2 separate regions of the Homo sapiens genome follow, and region 1 is linked to region 2. A link is a contact called in ENCODE Hi-C or POLR2A ChIA-PET data. All regions are on one chromosome and are shown on one strand. The core of a region is the stretch at or near the end of the contact, and the rest is flanking DNA. Distances in the headings are between cores, read along the strand shown.

Region 1 (3,112 bases), core at 535-3,034, 4.5 Mb after region 2:
ACTTCTGCCTCTTGGGTTCAAGCAATTCTCCTGCCTCAGCCTCCCAAGTAGCTGGGATTACAGGCACCCACCACCACACCCGGCTAATTTGTTATGTTTAGTAGAGACAGGGTTTCACCATGTCGGCCAATCTGGTCTCAAACTCCTGACCTCAGGTGATCCACCTGCCTAGGCCTCCTAAAATGCTGGGATTACAGGCATGAGCCACCACGCCCAGCCAGCCAGAACAATTTTCTTAAAAACTTTGTGGGGTTTTCTAAAAATCTCAGTGGGTTTCACTCCACTAGACAAAATACACCTCTAGATATCTGTTTAAGAACTTCTCGGCCAGGCGTGCTGGCTCACGCCTGTAGTCCCAGCACTTTGAGAGGCCAAGGCGGGCGGATCACCTGAGAGGTCAGGAGTTCGAGACCAGCCCGGCCAACATGGCGAAACCCCATCTCTACTAAAAATACAAAAATTAGCCAGGTGTGGTGGTGCGTGCCTGTAATCCCAGCTACTCAGGAGGCTGAGGCAGGAGAATTGCTTGAACCCAGGAGATGGAAATTGCAGTAAGCCGAGATTGTACCACTGCACTCCAGCCTGGATGACAGAGTGAGACTCTGTCTCCAAAAAAAAGAAAATGACAATTAAATGAAATATTTTTGTAAGTGTTTAAATGACCCATCAGGTAAATGTACCTGAAGCTTTGACTGTCTTCCCAAAAATATGGATTTGACAAACCAAACATTGGTTATAAACTACTTTAGCAGGTCAGTGTGGTGGCTCATGCCTGTAATCCCAGCACTTTGGGAGGCTGAGGCGGACAGATCACTTGAGGTCAGGAGTTCGAGACCAGCTTGGCCAACGTGGTGAAACCCTATCTCTACTAAAAATACAAAAATTAGCTGGGCATGGTGGCGCACGCCTGTAATCCCCACAACTTGGGAGGCTAAAACAGGAGAATTGCTGGAACCTGGGAGGCGGAGATTGCAGTGAGCTGAGATCGCGCCACTGCATTCCAGCCTGGGCAACAGAGTGAGACTCTGTCTCAAAAAAGAACTACTTTAGCAATTTATAAGTCAGCAAACCAATATGTATTTAAATTGGATCATTTTGTCTTTTCCATGATGAGTCATAGAAACCATAACCTTTAATAACAAAACCTTTAGGGACTCAGGAAAGACAAGGCAGCCATCCTGGTTCTCCATGAGTCCATGCTTAACATTGGACTTATGTCCTCTTGAATACCAGTTATTTCTCTAATTTAGGTGCATAGCACTGATAACCAATGGGTTTTTACAGATAATTTATCTTAGACCATGGAATTCAAATGATTTTAAATAGTAATAGTTAAAACACTTCTGACAAGGAGAGCTGGTTATTTCTGTGGTCTACAATAACAACATAATTATGCTTTTTTTTTTTTAATCTTATTTCATTTTTTTGAGACGGAGTCTAAATCTGTTGCCCAGGCTGGAGTGCAGTGGTGTAATCTCGGCTCACCACAACCTCCACCTCCTGAGTTCAAGCGATTCTCCTGCCTCAGCCTCCTAAGTAGCTGGGACTACAGGCACGGGCCACCGTGCCTGGCTAATTTTCGTATTTTCAGTAGAGACGAGGTTTCACTATGTTGGCCAGGTTGGTCTTGAACTCCTGACCTTGTGATCCGCCCGCCTCGGCCTCCCAAAGTGCTGGGATTACAGGCATGAGCCACTGCACCTGGCCTAACAACATAATTATGTGTTGGGAGCCAAAAAGGTCAAAGGGATCATGACCAACCTAGCATTCCACTGGAGGCTATATGATTTATCATGAATGCAGGATGTGGGCAAACTCGCTTCTGTGCCTGCCCCAGAAGATTTGCTGAGGGCAATCGCTTCCTGGTGCCGAGCTCCTTGAGGTTATTTACTGGGACATCTAGAGAATGCAGTCTTACAAGACTACTGTAGACCAAGCAGCTGGTCCCTTCTTCCACCCCGCTTCTCACTATCTTTTTTGCCTAATAAATACAGAGGGCTGTGTAAAGCTCAGGGCCCTTGTCCACTAGAGGCAAGTTGCCTCCTGACTCCTTCTTCCAAACATATTCTTTTGTCTCTTTATTCCCGCGTTCTCCCCGCTTTGTTCAGTCCCCCAGGGATCCTGGCAGGCTACAATTATGATTGATACCATATACTCAGATGTATTAGAACGTAGAAATTCCATACAATTTTGGAACATATATTAATATCATTCACTAAAATATAACTTGAAGAAGAGTAAATCTTTTTTTTATTTTGACAATGCTTCCCATGTAACTAACCACGTCAAATAATCCTGTTTACCTCTCTTTTAAATGCTTCAGGGGCCCTCTGTAGCATCTCAAATTTAGAGATGAGAAAAGACAATTCTGAGGCTGAAATTTGATTTTGGGAAGCCTGTTAAATATGTTAAAGGTTTACAAAAATGTACATTCCCATGCCTTCTTACAATCTTTTACCAAAAACACATTTTACTCTCCTCACACACCTTGCATGTAAAACTATTTTTAGTAGTCTTAATTGTATGTTACAATGATGACTCTTAGCAATTTTTAATTTTAATGTAAAACCTGGTAACTTATTTTAATTATGTACTAGGTACAAATATGGTCTGACTCTTTCCAGCACAGCTGGGGGCGTGGTTAATTCCATATGTCCCCAGGCCTTACCAAGCTGTAAAGCAGGCAAGTTGAACTATTTTCAAAAGCCAAAGAAGCAGTTTATGACCTTAAATAATTTGGCAAACCTAATATTTGAACGTAATTTAGAACACGTTTACATTTTGAAGACATTTGCATTTTACCAATAATCTGTTTTTTTTGTTTTTTGTTTTTGTTTTTTTTGAGATGGAGTCTTGCTCTGTCGCCAGGCTGGAATGCAGTGGCACATTCTCGGCTCACTGTAACCTCTGCCTTCTGGGTTCAAGTGATTCTCCAGCCTCAGCCTCCCGAGTAGCTGGGACCACAGGCGCATGCTACCATGCCCTGCTAATTTTTGTATTTTTAGTATAGACAGGGTTTCACCATGTTAGCCAGGATGGTCTCGATCTCCTGACCTCATGATCCACCCACCTCAGCCTCCCATATTTTACTAATAATCTTTAAAACTGCTTT
Region 2 (3,131 bases), core at 344-2,843:
AGGACAGAACAGCACCTAGCATTCCAAATGAGGAATGTTCTGGAGCTTTACACAAGGAAGAAAAGCACTTTCCAGGCTTTTTTTTTTTTTTTAATGATTTTATCTATTTTCAAGTATAGAGTTTTGTGGCATTAACTACATTCACATTTTCATATCGTTGTGCAACCATCACCACATTTTATCTCCAGAACTACCCCTTCCCACTGACAACTGCCATTCTCCCCCTAGACACCATTCACTTGGCACAGTGTCTTCAAGGTTCATCCATGTTGTAGTGTGTGTCAATTTCATTTCTTTTTAAGGCTGAATAATACTATTTCATTGTATGTATAGACTACATTTTGTTTATCTATTCATCCACTGATGGACCCTTGGGTTGCTTCTACCTTTCAGCTTTGTGAATAATGCCACTATGAACATTAGTGTACAAATATCTGTTTGAGCCTCTACTTTCAATTCTTTTGGGTATATAACCAGAAGTGAAATTGCTGGATCCATATGGTAATTCTACTTTTAACTTTTTGAGGAATGCCATACTGTTTTCCACAGTGGCTGCCCCATTTTATATTCTCACCAACAACGTACAAGAGTTCCAATTTCTCCATATCCTTGCCAACTCTTTTTATTCTTTGCTTGTTTGGATAATAGTCATCCTAATGGGTGTGAAATGTTTGCTGGCCTTTTTAACCTTCAAATAATAGCCTAAAATAACTCTCAAGTCCTTTTAAATATCTCAGAGCGCATCATTCTACAAACAGTTTGAGTTATCTTTCTTCATGAGTACCTACCCTGAAATTCAGTTACCACTTTTCTATTCACTCACCCCATCCAGCCCAAAAGAGTTTTCTGTAGTTCATTTATCCCCTATTGTTTTGCATTTCACTGCCTCAAGGAACATCATATATAAATTTGGGAAATTTCATATTCATTCTCTCCTCAAATCACCTACAAAAACATTAAGAGCACTAAGCTCTATTTACTCAAGCCAGCCACTTCTGTGATTAGACCTATTTTAGAGGTGATATAATGTGGGGCAGCATAGCACAGCACAGCATTCAAAACCACAGGCTTAGTCTCCACGTAGTAAGACATAGGAAAAAATAATAAGAAAAAACCCACAGGATTAGGATACACAAACACAGGTTCAACTCTCAATGTCGCCGGCACTTATTAGCTGTGTGCCTTTAGACAGGTTACTTAACTTCTCTAAATTATAGTCCTCCCATCTGTAAAACTGAGAAAACAACACTACTTATTTCACAGTGTTACTGTTAGGATTAATGAGATAGATCTGTGTAAAAGACTTGGCCCAGTGCCTGATACATATTAAGAGCTAGATAAATGTCAGCTAATTATTATGCTATTTGAACTCAAACAACAGCTAACATCAGTTAAGTTTACTCTGGGTCAGGGACTATCCTAAGGGTCTTATATGTAGTGGCTCTTCCAATCCTTTTAACAACCCCACGAAGTAGGAATTCACATGAAACTACAGAAAAGCTACATAATATGAAGGGGTACACAGCTACCAAGAGTCATTGTTGGCATCTGAATCTAGGTAATGTGGCTCCAGAAACCATGCTCCTTACCATGATGCAATCCAGCCTCGCAAATATAAGAGGCCAGGCAGCAAAGTAAATGAGTCAGACTTGCCAGATTAAGTGACAGACTGAAGAATATATCTGTATTTTTAAAAGATAAGCCACCATTCAGCTCTTGCCAGTTGTTGCCATAGAGAAATACAGACTCAAGATTGCCAGATCTCCCAATTTTTGGCCCAGGGATAAGTTAAGGTTGAGTGATTTGCCCAAGGTCATAAAACTGCTGTTCAGTGGCACTTCCCAAATCGAAACCAGTAGGCAGGGAAGAGGCGGGGGTACAGGCAGGTCTGGAGAGATAGGAGAGGTGGTGTCACACAAATTTTGCTCTTCACTACAGAAGTAGCTATAGGGATAACATCTACAGGCATTACTTCTGCTGACACCCTGTTTTTACCTAGTACCCTTCTGCTAAAAGCTGAGTCCACTTATCTACCTATTATCTCATTTTTCCATGTCTCTAATGAGGTAAGTAGAACAGAAACATCCCCATTTTAAACATGTTAAAAGTGAGGTCCTGGCTTGCCTTAGCTCCTAGCTAGAAACACTTTACATTAAATAGGAAGTATTAAGCAGCAGCAACACCCTAACTAGACAGCTAGAGCCCCATAAAATGAAATGGTTTCTCCAAAATCAGATGACTAATAGCAGTGGAGTTTAATAAAGCTAGGGTTTTGAAATACTAACCCTAGACAATGTCTCTAATTCCTGATCAGAAACAGAGAAAGAAATCCACAAACATTCAAATATCCCTTTCTCCTTACACCAGAGTCACAGAGTAGAGATGTAAGGCACCTAAGAGTTCATCTTCTAACATCCCCATTTTGCCAGTGAGGAAACTGAGGCACAAAACTGAGGCACCTGTCCAAGAGCACACTGCCAGTTACAGGCAGAGTGGGATTCAAATCCAAGATGTCTGAGTCCAAAGCCCCTGCTCTTCCTAAAGTGTGGAACATAGGCCACTGGATGATTTTAGACAGTAGAGAAATGATTTTAATAATTACGTATTTTAAGGTGTACTAGAAAAAAACAACTAGCACATAAAACCCGTGACTTAGACTTTATAGTAATGTCAAGTTTCTTTCAAATGCTGTTTATAAGGAAAGTCAACTTAGAAAAAATGTTAATAGCACAGGTGACACTCCTTATATATAACAAAAATCAAAAACGTGGGGCTCAAACTTCTGAAATTTGGAGAACAGGCACATTTACGACCTCCTTAAGAGAGGGACTCTAAATCAGAGGCTGCAATTTGATATACATCCAGATGCAAACAGGGTTAACTAGGGAATAATCTCAAGAGAAATTAGGAGAATGTGACTGTTTTAACAAAGAAAGTTACAACCTAATGAGTTGCACTGTAATCAGTCTAAAGGAAGACTACAAAATGGCCAAAACATTAAAATATTCAGACTCACTAGTAATCAAGGCCAGTTGTATGAGAAGTCATAATACACTTTTTAGATGATGCCAATATTCTGACTGAATTGGTTAAGACAAAATAATGACCAGCAGAAGCCACGATGCAGTCTC

Evidence for each region. A loop is a pair of places that touch in the nucleus more often than their neighbours do. ChIA-PET counts read pairs that join two places held with the same protein, here RNA polymerase II (POLR2A).
Region 1: POLR2A ChIA-PET joins it to region 2 with 10 read pairs in activated CD4-positive, alpha-beta T cell. The contact joins two enhancer-like sites. A Hi-C loop is called at or near these places in 1 of 168 maps with a recorded cell type or tissue (gastrocnemius medialis). POLR2A ChIA-PET finds 5 or more read pairs at or near these places in 1 of 52 experiments (activated CD4-positive, alpha-beta T cell).

The regions. Positions count from the first base shown.
Region 1 is chr14:73,600,532-73,603,643 of GRCh38, forward strand. It overlaps a transcript of HEATR4 not described here. Among named protein-coding and RNA genes, the nearest start is that of ACOT4, 10 kb to the left of the region's middle. Within about 2 kb of position 1,785, at least 2 of the 41 ENCODE cell types and tissues checked have a DNase peak (open chromatin) inside an H3K27ac peak, as active enhancers do.
Region 2 is chr14:69,131,683-69,134,813 of GRCh38, forward strand. All of the region lies in intron 1 of DCAF5 (DDB1 and CUL4 associated factor 5), which reads right to left. Among named protein-coding and RNA genes, the nearest start is that of DCAF5, 20 kb to the right of the region's middle. RefSeq lists a silencer at 1,710-2,004. Within about 2 kb of position 1,594, at least 7 of the 41 ENCODE cell types and tissues checked have a DNase peak (open chromatin) inside an H3K27ac peak, as active enhancers do.